2 separate regions of the Homo sapiens genome follow, and region 1 is linked to region 2. A link is a loop called in an ENCODE intact Hi-C map of the cell type or tissue named here. Cell type or tissue: endothelial cell of umbilical vein. All regions are shown on one strand. Each heading gives the region's core, and the rest is flanking DNA. Links, peaks and the distances in the headings are about the cores only.

The links. Peaks named below come from ENCODE experiments on the same cell type or tissue, not always from the same donor. Only the 100,000 strongest peaks of a DNase experiment are listed, where the experiment ranks them.
Region 1: it touches region 2 in a loop (7-fold over the local background); 6 of 110 quality-filtered maps call a loop at or near these places.

The regions. Positions count from the first base shown.
Region 1 is chr5:90,704,486-90,712,832 of GRCh38, forward strand. It overlaps ADGRV1 (adhesion G protein-coupled receptor V1), which reads left to right. Exons shown (of 90, transcript NM_032119.4): 36 at 1-3; 37 at 915-1,094; 38 at 1,746-1,909; 39 at 4,331-4,424; 40 at 6,496-6,574; 41 at 6,699-6,837; 42 at 7,802-7,943. Among named protein-coding and RNA genes, the nearest start is that of ADGRV1, 150 kb to the left of the region's middle. In endothelial cell of umbilical vein, for the core only: a CTCF peak has its summit at 5,037 (motif pointing right); a DNase peak (open chromatin) is centred at 5,056.
Region 2 is chr5:90,435,016-90,443,362 of GRCh38, forward strand. No RefSeq gene overlaps it. Among named protein-coding and RNA genes, the nearest start is that of CETN3, 29 kb to the left of the region's middle. In endothelial cell of umbilical vein, for the core only: a CTCF peak has its summit at 4,831 (motif pointing right); a DNase peak (open chromatin) is centred at 4,876; H3K4me3 peaks cover 434 bases; H3K27me3 peaks cover 525 bases.

The DNA.
Region 1 (8,347 bases), core at 287-8,286, 270 kb after region 2:
AAGGTAATTCAGAATTTAATTTTAATTTTTTTTGGTATATTCTTTTCGTAAAAGAAAGAAAATTGTTATCTCTGTATTTAACAATTAGATGCATACCAATTTTTAAAATGTTACTTTATTATGTGTCCCCTAGAAATGTTAGATCAAAAAAAATTAGCACCATATGGGAATACTTATCTTTATAGACTAGGAAAGAAGCCCTGAAACGTTTTGCTAAATGGTTACTTACAGAATAAAATTCATTTCCGAAGGTAGAATTTTTTTGAAATTAATTTGAGACTTACAAGCCAATTTGAATTTTGGACCAATTATATGGATAAATCAAATTTAGTCTTTTTTTTTTTGCGACAGGGTCTCACTCTGTCACCAGGCTGGAGTGCAGTGGCGCGATCTCGGTTCACTGCAGCCGCCGCCTCCCGGGTTCAAGCGATTCTCCTGCCTCAGTCTTCCGAGTAGCTGGGACTACAGGCATGCACTACCATGCCCAGCTAATTTTTGTATTTTAGTAGAGATGGGGTTTCACCATGTTGGCCAGGATGATCTCAATCTCTTGATCTTGTGATCCGCCTGTCTCGCCCTCCCAAAGTGCTGGGATTACAGGCGTGAGCCACCACACCCGGCCCAAATTGAGTCATTTTTAAGCAAATTATCTGGGTACTTTCCTCAGTTTCTATTCAATTTCTATAATTCTGATAACCAGTATAACCAATAATGACAGTAATATGTGAAGTAAAGAAATTCATGATCTTCCACCTGAAAGAAAAATGGAATGTGGCTTTTGTTAACCTGAAGATTTGTTAGAGAAGTAAATAGAACACTTTTGATTACCTTAATGTTTCAGAGAGTGAGGCTATGTTTCCAGCGATTAAAAGCTAATGCCAAATCACTGTTAGATTCCTGCCTGACATTTTTAGGAGTTCCACCAGCCGGAATCGCCCTGCTTGATGCTCAAGGATATGCAGCTGTCCTCACAGTAGAAGCCAGTGATGAACCACATGGAGTTTTAAATTTTGCTCTTTCATCAAGATTTGTGTTACTACAAGAGGCTAACATAACAATTCAGCTTTTCATCAACAGAGAATTTGGATCTCTAGGTTTGTGTTACTCTAGAATGAATGGGGTTTCCAGGCAAGTGCTTATTAATATTCTACTTGTGTGGATGAAAGCCATTGCTAAAATAAATCGGGGACAGGAGAAAATTAATATTTCTTCATTCAGGACAGAACTTTATAACTTCTTTATCTTTGAAAAGATTAAAGGAATTATCTGTTTTCACAGAAATGCTGTGTAATTAACAAACATAACATTTCAGCAGCATACAGTAATTTAGGCTGTCTGTGGGTCTACTAATCTACACTGGGCTTGGCCATGGGTGGCTCTATTCCATATGTCTGTCATTCTTCTCCGGGAACAAATGGTAGCACAAAAGACCAAGTGAAAATGTGTAAGGCCCCCTGAGGTCTAGGGTTAGAACCAGCACATCATCATTTTTACCTTGTTCTATTGGCCAAAACAAGTCACATATCCAAATTCAAAGTCTAGAGGCAGGGAAATATGCTTTTCCCACAGTGAGACACCCATGAGCCATCACATGGTAAAGATTATGGATATAGGAAGGGGTGAGGAATTGGGACCAATAATACTAGCTACTAAAGGTGCTTTTAGGAAAGGCAAAAAATTCACAAGGGGATATTATTGTAAACATTTAGATAATTATAAAACATTTTTGCAACCTATTCAATTAGGAGCTATCAATGTCACATATACCACGGTTCCTGGAATGCTGAGTCTGAAGAACCAAACAGTAGGAAACCTAGCAGAGCCAGAAGTTGATTTTGTCCCTATCATTGGCTTTCTGATTTTAGAAGAAGGGGAAACAGCAGCAGCCATCAACATTACCATTCTTGAGGTAAAACTCTTTTTTTTTTTTAATCTTAGGGGGAGATAGTTTAATAAGTTTTTTTTATTATACTTTAAGTTTTAGTGTACAAGTGCACAATGTGCAGGTTTGTTACATATATATACATGTGCCATGTTGGTGTGCTGCACCCATTAACTCGATAACTCATATATTTTTCCTTATTATTGTATTAAACCTGAAGTAACTACATAGAAGGTAGAAATTGATGGAAGAGTCTATCTATAACATAAGTGGTAACATTTAGTAAGACACTTCTAGTAACTTTGCATTTTAAGACATCAAGTTTCATGAAAACTAAGTTTACCTGAGTTTTTTTCTATTAGTAAAAAAAAAAAAAAATTACTCTGACTTTAATATCAGGTTTGGACACTCTACAATTATAATACCAGAAACCTGGTGAATTCTCTTCTGCTTGTTCCCCCTGCTGGTACCTTTAAATCATCTTATTTCTTTTCTTGATTTTGTTGTTGTTGTTGTTGTTTTAATCATACAGGGGTTTCTGTTCTTGTTTAGATAGACAGGCCTGCTGTTATGTATTTTATTACAGACATGTCCGTGATAAAGAATTTTCTTAGGGCAGTCACCTTTGAGATGCCATAGACCTAAGAGGTTTCAAGGAGTATTTTGATTACTTCAAAGGATTCTTTGGACCAGAAAATCCGTGTATGTCAGAATCTTTGTTGGTAGTAGGACCACTTAAATTAGAGATAGGGAGAAACTCACCAGAGGCAGATGGCACAAAATGCGATTATGGTTACATTAAGCTTAGCATAATCATTAATGATTGAAATTGCATTTTAAATAATTTTTCATATTGTGGAATCTCATGTTGTTTTGGGGACTTAGTGTATCAGTTACCTAAATACAGTTCCAAGAGGTTTATAAAAATGGTACTCACGGAGGGAGTAGGAGATAGTGTGTAGGATAGGGGAAGGGAAAGAGGGAGAAAGCATGAATATTGCAGTTGAGAAAATATTTTTCAATTACTATGTATTTTGGGAGTTCTATTTTAAAATGTATTTTATTATCTTGGAGGCTTGTGCTTTTACAGAATTATAAGTGGTGTAAACCATCTACCAACTGAAGTCAGTAACTTATTTTGTTGATTACTGTGGCACTGTGACCTAATATAACAGTATAAAAATTCCAAAGCTGTAAAATTAAAGGTAATATTATGTCAGTATATGGGATATAACACAAGATTTGATAAAGCTTTCAAGTAAGTTATCTTTCAAATGTATACTCTATTAATAACAATATAAATAAATGGATTGATTATTCCTTAGATATGTTAGTTTTTAAAGCAGAGAATACACAGTCACCCTTCTTTTCTCTGAGGAGTCTAGATTTTTTTGAACATTGGGTTTTTGTTTCCACCTTTATTTGATCCTAGATCTTTGCAACCTTTTCTGCTCCCTGATTAGCACTAAGATTAAGAGACTGCAGGCCTATGCATATAGGAGCAAGCTGCCCTGGGGAGTGGTAGGGAGGAAGTATTGCGTGGGGGGTGGGGGACATTAAGAGTAGGCACAGCAGTCCTTCTATATCACTGACCTTGTAACTCATGTTGGTCCATATATTACATAAGACAATCTAGAGACCATGATTTTCACTTATATTTTCACATGGAAACATGACTCCATTAAATAAAGTGAGGAGAAAAGCATATGTTGGTGAGTGTGTACTGACATTATATATGCATAAATATACATACACATTGTGTTTCTTTGTAAATATTGATGGCTGGCTGATCACTCTTGACATGGATTTTGCTAATCCTTATGTTTTTGGTATCTGCCTTGTTTTCATTGCTATTATGTGGACTGGTGATTAATAATAATAGCTATTAATTTTAAAGCATTTTCTCTAGGCCACCCTACACATATGATTTGTGATCATTATTACAATCTCCCACCCAAAAGGAGCTATTATTGCCCCGTTATAGAGATAGTAGAATTGGGAGTTCTAAAATTTAAGTAACTTACTTAAAATTATAGAATTTGGTACTAGGCCTCCTTGAACTGCAGAGCCTTTTTTTTTTTCCATGGTGTTCTATTCCTCCTTCTACACATTAGATATTAAGGTAATTTCAAATGTTTTGTTCATATTATGCTTAAAATAATTAGGCTTATATATTTATATAATTGGTTTACATATTATATAAATCTATATTTAAAATGTTAAAATATTTAAGTGGTTTCATGTGGGTCAACCTAATTACTTCCTATACAACCAAGTATAAGTTTAATACGTTTATGTTTATTTTTTCTAATTTACATCTGTCTACTTTATGGTTGCATTTTTGTATCTTCTGTATACTAATTATACAGTTTAATTTAAAAACAGTTTCTGAGGGTTAATTACTTTGAGAGTATAACTAAAGGAATTTAATGAGTGTAATTTTTTCAGGATGATGTACCAGAGCTAGAAGAATATTTCCTGGTGAATTTAACTTACGTTGGACTTACCATGGCTGCTTCAACTTCATTTCCTCCCAGACTAGGTATGAGGGGTTTCTTGTTTGTTTCTTTTTGCTCACTTCAAATGAAATGAAGAAACTTCATTTTTGAATCAGAAGTGATCATTGTGCTGTTTTGTTAATCTTAGCTATGTGTTAAAATATGATGGGCTTTTATATTTATTTTTGATACTCTCATATATTGCAATTTTTACAATGAACAATGTAAAGACATTAAAAATTATTGTGTGATGCTCTTTAAATTTTACAACTATTTTATAAACAAATTTGTAATCCTCAAAATAGCTCTTTGGAAGGTATTTTCCTTTCATTTTCTTTTAAAATTAGCTGTTTTCAGTAGATCTCCAAACTCTCAGATGTTTTTATTTTCTTTTAGGTTAAGCAGTGCTGATATTTGCTTCTTTGTTGCTTTATTGTGTTCTCTGCTTCTTTCATGACCTTTTATCTTTTTCTTTTCATGCTTTTAGAAAAGACTCAGTTAATTCATTACAGACTGAAAGGTAAAACCTGAGCCTTGGTACAAACTTATCTAGATTCCTTTGAAAAGATGTATTCCTATGTTTAAACACAAACTCCTCTTTCAGTGTGGACATTTACTACTGGGAAATTTTGTCTGAAGCCTGTAGGTGTGATGGCCCACTAGAGGGTGGTGCTGAGTTGGTTAGAAGGAGTGCTGGACAGGGGAAAGTTAATTTGGATTAAAGGAAGAGAAGCATGGCCAGGAGCAGTGGCCTGGGAAACAGGCATTCCTCATTCATTTCTGAAGCTCACTGTGATAACTTTGAAAATATTGAAAGGAAATAATCAGTTTCTAACCTATTGTTTGAATAAATTCAGTTCTTTTGCTAAAGAAATAGATGATTCCAATGAGTAGGCTGTTTACATCAAGTATTATTACAAGATAATTATTATTCACACTAAGACAACTAACAAAACAATTCATATTTCTTTCATCCTCTTACTGAGATAATTTGAATAGTTAACTTCTGTTGAGTGGTTTCTAATGCTCCTATTTCAAGTGCTTTGTAGATTAGTAATATCATTACTTACATTCTTCTCATTTTACAGATGAGGTAGCTTAGGCTAAGAGAAGCTGCGTAATATGCCCCAAATCACACAGCTGGAGACTGGTAGAGCTGACTTCAATGGTGTGGTCTGATTTTAGAATCTCTGCTTTTTAGCCTCTTGTCTGATGGATGCAAACCCTGATTTTATATGCTTTCCTGGACAGTGTTGTTCTTTTCACTCTACAGAGAATTACACTCTCCCTACCCTTTCCCCATCCAGGCAGCTACCATAAGTGTCCTAGACTAAGGTAGCACCTCTGAAATTTAAAAGGTAAAGAACAAAGTATTAAAAACAAAAATCAAAACCAAACCAAAACACTAATCAGGAGCAGGATTAGTTAATATTTTAAGACTAGCCCAGGAGCAGGGTTAGTAATATTTTAAGACTGAAACCAAAAAGCCAACCAGGAGCAGAGTTAGTTAATATTTTAAGGTATTGGTAACATACTAAGTTTGGTGGATAGAATAAAAATAAAAAGGGAAGATAAGTTTACTTTGATATTAATCTCTCTTGACTTCACCAAACTTTTTCCCCATCTTTCCCATGTGTCTCTACTTCTGTTTGTGTCCATGTCTCTCTGTGTCTCTTTTGCACACCTCTGTTTTCTCTGTACCTTTCCTTGCACTTCTTTCATTTATTTTTCATTTTTTTTTGCTCTTTCTACTCCTTCCAACTGTCCCCATTTTCCTTTCCTCCTGAAATAGTGATATTATAGAATAGAGATGCCAAATATGTTTTAACTAATTAAAATAATAGAAACAAAATAGTAATCTCAGTTGTTTATTATTTTATACTGTTCTCAGTTGATTAAATTTCTATAAATCAGTGGCTCTTGTTAGCCAAAAGTGTCCTTATTCAGACGTGATAAGCATTGTCTCTTTATTTTCTTAAACATCTTTTGAGTAATGTTGATAATACCTGTACATTATGAATTATATAATTTCAAAGGGACTGTCTTTAAATCCTATATCAAAAATATTTTTAATCATTTATATGTATTTTAAGATATGCTTCTATGTTTTTTAAGATTCAGAAGGTTTGACTGCACAAGTTATTATTGATGCCAATGATGGGGCCCGAGGTGTAATTGAATGGCAACAAAGCAGGTAAGGCCAAGGCTGCATGAGAGCCCTCTTCTGGGTTTCATATTATTTACTATCTACCAAATAAAAGTTTCTAAGGGAAAAATTAATTTTTTTTGTTTGTTTTTGTTTTTTTGCTATATTATAGGTTTGAAGTAAATGAAACCCATGGAAGTTTAACATTGGTAGCCCAGAGGAGCAGAGAACCTCTTGGCCATGTTTCCTTATTTGTGTATGCTCAGAATTTGGAAGCACAAGTGGGGCTGGATTATATCTTCACCCCAATGGTGGGTCTCAAAATCTATCACAGATGACTTTTACAAATTATTTTATAATCATTATTCCTTGAGAATTACAGTGATTTAGGTCCCATATAAATAAATTATTCTTAAAAACCATTGTATTTTTCACAGTAAATTAGGACAGAAGATTTCCTCATGGTAAAATAGTTCCCTTAACTATTTTAGTAAATATAAATTGAATTTTCATTACTATTCTAAATGTTATTCTGTATGCATTAACTATTTCATTACAGTATTTGATACTAGAGAATACAAGCTGTAATATTAAAGAATTTATATCATTAGATAATCTTCCCAGAATGTTTCTTACACTTCACGAAAATTTTAACTCTTTCATTTCTTTGTTTTTGCTCACTGAAACACGTTTAGTGTTTTAAAATACTTTTACTTGGTCTCTTCATGCCTTTTATTTCTTAGCCAAATGTTTACTTTCTTCTCTTCCCCTATAATTTTTTTGGAGACAAAGTCTCGCTCTCTCACTCAGGTTGGAGTGCAGTGGTGCGATCTCGGCTCACTGCAACCTCCACCTCCCAGGTTCAAGCAATTCTCCTGCCTCAGCCTCCTGAGTAGCTGGGATTACAGGTGGCCACCACCATGCTAATTTTTTTTGTATTTTTACTGTATTTTATATTTTTAGTGTATTTTACCATGTTGGCCAGGCTGGTCTCTCAATCTCCTGGCCTCAAGTGATCAGCCCGCCTCGGCCTCACATAGTGCTGGGATTACAGGCGTGAGCCAATGCACCCAGCCCCCTCTTAATTTTTACTTTTTAAACTTAATGTTGCCAATTTAAATAAAAAGATATAAACCAAAATATAAGGAGACAAAATTCAATGTAAAATAGCTTATTCTTTACATTCACAACTATATTGTATTTCTTTCCAAACATTCTATAGAAACTCACAGTGTATATAAATATAATACATTCTGCTTTTACCTTTTTGACCAGATTCTTCATTTTGCTGATGGAGAAAGGTATAAAAATGTCAATATCATGATTCTTGATGATGACATTCCAGAAGGAGATGAAAAATTTCAGCTGATTTTAACAAATCCTTCTCCTGGACTAGAGCTAGGGAAAAATACAATAGGTAATTAATAATTTCTTATAAACAGCTTCCTCTCCTTCATGCTGGGTTCCTTAATATGGGGGAAGATGTAAAGGAATGAGAAAGTCTTGGTGGTTTTCTGTGCTTAAAATGAGAATGATTTTAAGTTAGAGCATTTCAGAATTCCTGTGTCTGTGTAACAGTGCCTCTCACGTGTGTATGTTGGTGTATATATGCATGTATGTAAAAGACAAAGTAGGTTGATACTACAGATAATATTATTTCCTCAGTTATTGTAGGATTATTTAATTTGTAGATGTCTTTCCTTTGGAATTTGAATTTTGTTCTGGTTTCCTACTTAGCAATAGAAGGAATTACAAAGGTAGTAATTCTACCTTTGTAGAATTACTTTGTACCTTTGTACAAAGGAGTAAAGGAACTCCTTT
Region 2 (8,347 bases), core at 115-8,114:
GGTGGGGTCTTTCTATGTTGCCCAGGCTAGTCTTGAACCCCTGGCCTTAAGTGATCCTCCTGCCTCGGCCTCTCTAAGTGTTCATATTATAGGCATAAACTACTCTGCCCAGGCACGATCTTTAGAAGTTAGGTGATTTGCTTAATGTCACATCGCTAGTTCATGAAGGAATTGACATTAAATCTTCCGCTTTCCATGGTTCTCCTCTGTACTTCCCTTCAACATGAATCATTTACATTGTAGACAAGGAGAGAAAAGTCTGAGCTGCTGCTGGGTTCTGGACACATTATTTTTCTTGACCTCAAGTAGCAATTGCCCTTTTCCTTTCATCATTCAATTTCACTTCAAATTCTTAACCAGGAACTGAACCAAGAAAGTACTGCAGGCAAATCTGACAAGTAGAAAAAAGAATTAAGAATGGTTGATGCATCATACCACTTTTTGCCATTATGTGACTACATCTGACCTTCTTCAAAAATGACCTGGCCAGCTTCTAAATTCTATATTACTACCAGGCTCAGAAAAGGGGAAGAAACTACACAGTGAATTTTTAACCAACTAAAGTGGGCATGAGGAAAGGGAAGATGTGCTGGCAGACGAGTCTCAGGCTCAGCATTTGTAATAATAAGAATTGAAATCTGAAAAGAGTAGTCAGTTTCAGTGCTGCCTAAAAGGCACTGAAGCAGGCTTCCTCTGGCTTTCAATCCACAGCTAGTGATGCCTAGTTTGCATCTTGGAATTCAGGACTGGCAATATAGCCTAGTGTTAAGATCACAGCCTTTGGATTTGAATCCAGGTTTTAGCATTTACCAGCTAAGTGATAGGGATAATTGATTTAACCTCTCCAAGCATAAGTTTACACACATATAAAATGGTGACAGGAATAGTTCTTACCATCCTCATTGGGTTGCAATGAGCATCGAGTACCTTAATTTAGGTTTCCCCAAAAGCACAATCTGAGATGAAAATTTGAGTGCAAGTAGTTTATTTGGGAGGTGAGAGTGTGATGATGTGAGACAAGGAGAAAAGCCAATAATGGCTCAGTTAACAAGCACATACCCCCTGGGTGAAGAAGAGGCCAAATCCTACCAGGGATTCTTCATCACAGGGCTAGGAAGCTGGGAAGGGTAGTTATCCTTAACTTCCCATTCCTCGCTGGTTGAGAATTTCTCCTGGGCAAGCGTCCCAGACACTTCTGGCCTCCCCTGAGCACAGGTCAGGTATAGTCCAGAACACAGAGAAAGCCCTCTCACAGAAAATCCATGACTTGAAGTAGAAAGCTTTGTTTTTATAGGAACCATCCACTAAGGCTGCAGGTGACTCCTAGATGGGGCCAAGGGGATATGGATAGGGCATTGACAGCATCTTCTATAGTGAGATAATGTATTTATCATAGTAATGCCTGGAACATAGTAAGCACTCAACAAATGATACAGCTACTTAAAGTACAAAGTGCTTGGCACAAAGATGGCAAAGGGAAGGTCTTCCCAATTAAAAAGAGGAAACACTATCACTAAAGAGATGAGATGAGTAGAATCAACCCAGAAACCTGGGAGTCATCCTTCACTCTACCTTCTTCTCTTCACCCCGCTACCCAACCGACCCCACCTTTTTCTCCATGTATCATCAGTTTAATCACTTTAGCATCTCTCCTTTCTCTCTTCTCCACTCCAGCAACACTACCTTAAGGTAGGCTTTCACATTCCTTGCTTTAAGTATCATATCAACTTTCTACCTGCCTGACCTTCCTGTTACTCTCCCTTTCTTGAATCACCCAACCCATTCATTCAGTAGTATCAGAATGCTTTTTTCTAAAACCCAATTCTGACAAGGTCAAACTCTACCTCAAATACTTCAATGATTCACCATTTATTTCTGGGTAAAGTTAAAACTCTTTAGGACACAAGACTCCTCATAACCTGGTCCTGCTTATTTACCCATCCTATCTGCACTGTACTTTACCTTCAACTTCCACACCCAGACATAAGATTTAGTGCCTAATGTATGGTACATTTTCTCATCATTCACTGCCATTGCCTGACTCCCACCTTTTTTCATCTAGAAAGCTCCTAGTTTTCATTAAGGAATTCAAATTGTTATCATCTTCTACAAAAAACGATCCCTGATATTTCCCCTTCCCTCTTGATCTGGATAGGCGATCAAATGACCATCTTTGTATATCTTTTTTTTTTTTTTTTTTTGACAGTGTCTCACTCTGTCACTCGGGCTAGAGTTTAGTGACACCATCATGGCTCACTGCAACCTCTACCTCCCAGGCTCAAGTGATCCCTCTGCCTCAGCTACCAGAATAGCTGGGACTACAGGCATGCAACACCACACTCGGCTAATTTTTGTATTTTTTTGTAGAGATGGAGTTTTGTCATGTTGCCCATGCTGATCTCGAACTCCTGGGTTCAAGTGATCCTCCCACCTCTGCCTTGCAAAGTGCTGGGATTACAGGTGTGAGCCACCATGCCTAGCTTGTATATCTCAAAACCTACCACTTGTATTATCAGTATTGGCTTACTTTATGTCTTACTAATTAAACTATCATTCTTCATAATTAGATACCAAGAGTCTGCATTCATAAAAAGTATGCAAAGTGATTTTTATCCACACTGAAGTCTAAAAACAGTTTTTTACAATAAGTGCTTCCTAAAGGGAAGGACCTTTTCTCCTTGTAATTCCAGTGCCTAACATAGCTCCTAGCATGTACCTGATACTCAATAAATAACACTTGAATTAATAAATGAAATTACTTGTCTGGAATATTTCCACTCTTTCACAGAGATTTTATCAGGTTGCCACATGTGGTAATAAGACTTATTAAAGAATGCTTCCCTGCACAGATGGTATTGTAATTTGGGTATCTCATTGTTGATCTGCCAGTCCTCCAGCTAAGTGGTTATTAAATAAGACCTGTTGTTCTACTTTTTCACCCTTGATTGCCTTAAAATCTTTTTTAAGTATTTAGTCTTATTGGTTTTGGTAATGAAGTCTAGAAGAGTGGTTCTTAGACACATCAGAATGACCTGGAGAGCTTGCTAGAAATAGAGATGTTTGAACCCCAATCCCAAAGATTCAAATTCATTATTTGAGTGGGAAGGAGCCATGCTCTGTATTTTTAATGAGATTTTGAAGAAGAAAGTATCCCCTGTAATAAACACAACTATAGATTGTATAATTTAGAGAAAAGGATGGCATTTTTACAAACAGATACACCTACACCCTTATGACTTATTTCCTCTAGACAAATACCATGACCTGTTTCAAAAGAGGTTATCAGCACACTTTACAAATAGCTCTTGAAGTTTGGCAGCGTTACAATATTTTGCCTTGATTGGCTTGCCTAGTAACTTAACATACCTAAAGAAAAATCCACTGTCTTTTTTTTTCCTTCCTCTTGTGAATATAAAGGTAGACTGCATATTTAACCAAGAAATTGGGAGTATGGTCATCCAACTTTGACTTGTGTGAGCTCACATGTTGCATGTTGCCTTCTTACTAGATGACAAAATCAAATCTTACTCCAGACCTCGAGTCTGTTCTTACTTTCCACAGCAGGCTCTGTAGTTACCTGAACCCTGACAACAATGGAGGGGGCTGCAGGGTGAGGACAAGTATACACCTTCCTCCCTTTACCATAAACTATCCAGGGTGTCATGGCAGTCTTTGGCCCAGACTGTTTTCAGAATAAAGGGTTTTATTATTTTACACGGGAATCATAAAGTGAGCCTCTTTGTTCCTCTGTTTAGTTCATCTCCCCTTTAAACTTGTATATCTACTCTAGAAGACTACTAGAAAGTCTAGATTACTCTAGAAAAGACTTGGCATCTTGTTTGTCTCATGCTGGATATATTCCACTATGGTACTCTCTAGACCAAGGATGAGAATTAAACTCTATTCTGTTTAATTCCGTTTAAGCTATTATAGTCTCCAAAGTGAAAAAAATTGCTTTAAAAGTGGTATCAGAATACTCAGGAATTGAAAAAAAAATAGTTTTCTCTTGACAATACTTGAGCTAATGGTGATCTGAAATGTCCAAGGAGAACCTGGGAAAATATTTTTCATGGTCAGATGGAGTCCAGACATCTATGGGAGCTCTTGTCTCTCATGCCGTTATTAGAAATAAAATCGTTCTATAGAATAGAGTGATTCCATTTTACTTAGTACTGCAAAAACTTATACCCATGCAGAAAGTAAATGATACCTGTGAATTTTCTGAGTTTACCTATAAATAAAATGTTTCTGGACTTCCAGATGTAATTTTTATAAGTATAAATGTCAAAGGTTTTTAGATTGGATAGTGTTATAGAAATACATTTTAAATTTTATAATAAAAGTCAATGATAAATTAATATTTAATAAAATATACTTTTGTAGCCAATTTTGCTATAATAGTGTATTTAACAAAAGCAAGGGACTGTATGTAGTTTTAGACTATATTTTAGAAAACATTGTTATATAACTGTATATAACATATACCTATTTATTTTATAAAGTTCCCTTTAAAATTTTGTTAGAACTATTAATTTCACCATTAATTTAATTTTATTATTTGGTTTTGGCTGTCTAATATCTGGCAATTTCTTCAGTGTAACATCATCTTTCATTAATTTTTTTTCAATTATGAGGTTTTTGTGTGTTTTAATTCAAATCCTACTTAATAGAGAATATAACTTGAAAAGAAAGAGCTAAGTGGCCAAGTCTGAATCCTTAATTTGAAAAAGTGTATTAAGAATTGCTTTCTACAAACAAATGTTTTTATATTCAGGGCCACACGAAAATATTAATGTGAAACTTCATGGAAAAACTTGCTTTACTGAATTTCTTGAGTTAAACCACTAGATGGCAATAGCTTTGTTTCTTTGTGAATGAACTAGACAAATGGCTCTTAAAGAAAACATTTGTTTTCTTGAAAGCTCTTATCTCAGCTACCAAATTGCAATTCCTCAATTCTTAAAAAAGAAAAGGAGAATGGCGTGAACCCGGGACGCGGAGGTTGCAGTGAGCCAAGATCGCAGCCACTGCACTCCAGCCTGGGCGACAGAGCGAGACTCTCTCTCAAAAAAAAAAAAAAAAAAAAAAAAGAAAGTCACTGGGTCACCGAGGTGGAAAAAGAATGGCTTCACTTTGGAGCCCGCAAACTTCCAAGATTTTAGGCCTGTAAAGATACTTCATACAGGAAGACACAGGTGAACCAGGGCTCATGAATCTGTCTTCATTTCTTTCCACTAATTTTTTTCCTTTCTCATCTAATTTCACTTTCTCTAAAACTTATTTTTGCTGTTTGTGGATAAAAAAACACAGCCAAGGGTAGAAGGAAGGAAGGTTTGCAGAGCAGATAACACTTCTGATGGATTTTCTCTACCACAGAAGATTTTACACACTGCATGGAAAAACTATAGTCACTGTACCCAAAATGCATTTTCTACCTCAGAATTACTACCAAGTTTTTATGGTTCCCATACCATGTGATATATTATATCCAGCTAGCTTTACTCATTTTACTTATCTGCTTTCGTCTTCAAAGCATTTGAGTTTGCAAACTTTGACCTTTTCACAGTTCGCAAGATGTACTGTGTTCTCTTATTTCCAAATCTAGTCTCTGGAGAAAGTGGGACACATTTCCAGATTTGAGAATATTGAGTGGCACCACATCCCATTTAGAATAGTGATCCAAGTCAGAGATAATTTATTCAACCTCCCAAACAGGCAACTATGTGTCTTCCTTGCCCTCACAAAAATCTGCCTAAGGACGTTTTCTAGAAACCCTCTTCCATTTAAAGTCAGTTGAAGGGGAAAGTTCTGAGAAGTAAGAGTGTAATTGGAGAAGTGGCAAGAATTGAGCAGCAGTAATGGGCAGGCAAACAGTAAGAATATATAGGCTATAGAGAGAATATAGCTATGAGCCAACTGGGAACCACCACAAACGGTGGGTCCTTTGGGAGTTGGGAATTCTCATGACTTAGGAAAAACTTGAGTATTAAAGAGTATCAATTATCAATTTTATCATTTGTTTACTGACACTCAAAAAAATTGAGTATCAGTTTCATCATTTGTTATTCTCATCCTCCACTCCAATGCTGTCAGTGCTGAGCTCACTTAAGGGAACCAATAAATATTTGCTAATTGGGTTCTCATTCTTATAGTAGGTCAACGATTAATATAACAACTTTAATTTTCTGTCAACTGTTTTATAACTCAGACATTGTACATGTGTGTGTATGTGTGTGTGTGTCTTAATTTCGTAAAATCAGTGGAGAAGTAAAGGTGTGATTGAATTATTAATGGTAAAATTCCAGAATGGAACTGGGAATATATTATCACCACAGCCTGCTTTACTCCTTTACTACCTAAGGATTTCACAAAACTTTGGATAATAGAAAGTGTATTTTCACTGGTCACAGTTTCTGTAAAGATGTATACTAAAGTCTCTCCCACTATCACTGTCTATTAGGCCACTTGGAGAACCCTGACCTAAACTGAACCAATCAGATTCTTTTTCTTGAGATGCTGAACATGGACATTGAGCCGACGAGTCAGACAATGCTAAGTACTTGAACTGAAAGCTCAGGGCAAGACCTGACAAAGGACAGCAAACCAAAGCCAAGTCCAAGATAATTTATGGGGGCAAAGAGATGCCCAGAAGTACAGAGAGAATCAGGGCCGTGCCACTCGGAGAGAGATGAAAGGAAGTATTGAGGTTTTAAAACTTTTTTTTTCATTTTCCAGGTGGACCAACTATATTTTATTTCTTCGGATGCTTTTGAAGTGACCAGTTTTGTCCTCTTGATAAACTTGTCCTTTATTAGTGCTGATTTGTGTATATTTGCTACTTACAATCACGCAATGGATAATCCCTGTCTGCTACCTGCAGCACTGCCAGATGCAGGAAACTTCTTTGGCAGAATGGAGAGACCTCATTTTTGTGACCTGAGAACATGCTGTGGTCTCTATGGTGATTTTTACAGCTGATTCTCAGTGCTTTGTACCATCATGATGCTGAAGGTTAAATTAAAATGTTGCTAAAAAAACAGATGAAGTGGAACCTTAGGGTCAAGTTGAGTCTTCCTTGGCATTTCTGATGTAATTCTCTCCACATCATATATTTTCATTAAAAATATCAAAGTTGTGGTGGCTCCTAGGCCTACATTTAAAGGTTACAGGCTGGGCACAGTGGCTCATGCCTGTAATCCTGGCACTTTGGGAGGCCGAGGCAGGCGGATCACCTGAGGTCAGAAGTTTGAGACCAGCCTGGCCAACATGTTGAAACCCTATCTCTACTAAAAATACAAAAATTAGCTGGGCATGGTGGCAGGTGCCTGTAATCCCAGCTACTCGGGAGGCTGAGGCAGGAGAATTGCTTGAACCCGGGAGGTGGAGGTTGCAGTGAGCTGAGATCATGTCATTGCACTCTAGCCTAGGCAGCAAAACCAAAACTTTGTCTCAAAAAAAAAAAAGTTACAATTTTTGCATTTTTAGCTATAAGAAATAGTATCATTTTAATATTTAAAAACTATCTCATTGTATTATCTATTTAATGGTCAGATTTTTTTAAAGCTTCAAATAAGATAACTAGGTCAATGGAAACAATTTACCTCAATATAAATGTGTTTTTCTTTGATTCTTTCATCAATGATTCAGTTACCTTTTTTCTTTTCACCATTTTGTATTTATTATAAATGAATAAGAATTTAAATTAATTATAGAAGATGCATATATAAGTATAAAATATAGTTTTTATTTTTAAAAAATCATCTTTTTTGCCACAATCTTCTACTGGCAAGTAGCTTTATAATCATATCTAATTATATCAACTACATGAACAATTATGTTACAGATCATTAAATTTCATTATATTTTGCTATGAACTTAGAGTACAACAATAAGAACAAATAGACTCCTCAACTTCTCTACCTCTAATAACAAGTTTCCTTTCACATTAGTTTTTATCATCAGTAAATAAATATATAAATTTTTTTTATTATTACTGTTATTATTATTATTATTTTAATTATACTTTAAGTTTTAGGGTACATGTGCACATTGTGCAGGTTAGTTACATATGTATACATGTGCCATGCTGGTGCGCTGCACCCACTAACTCGTCATCTAGCATTAGGTATATCTCCCAATGCTATCCCTCCCCCCTCCCCACTCCCCACCACAGTCCCCAGAGTGTGATATTCCCCTTCCTGTGTCCATGTGATCTCATTGTTCAATTCCCACCTATGAGTGAGAATATGTGGTGTTTGGTTTTTTGTTCTTGCGATAGTTTACTGAGAATGATGGTTTCCAATTTCATCCATGTCCCTACAAAGGACATGAACTCATCATTTTTTAT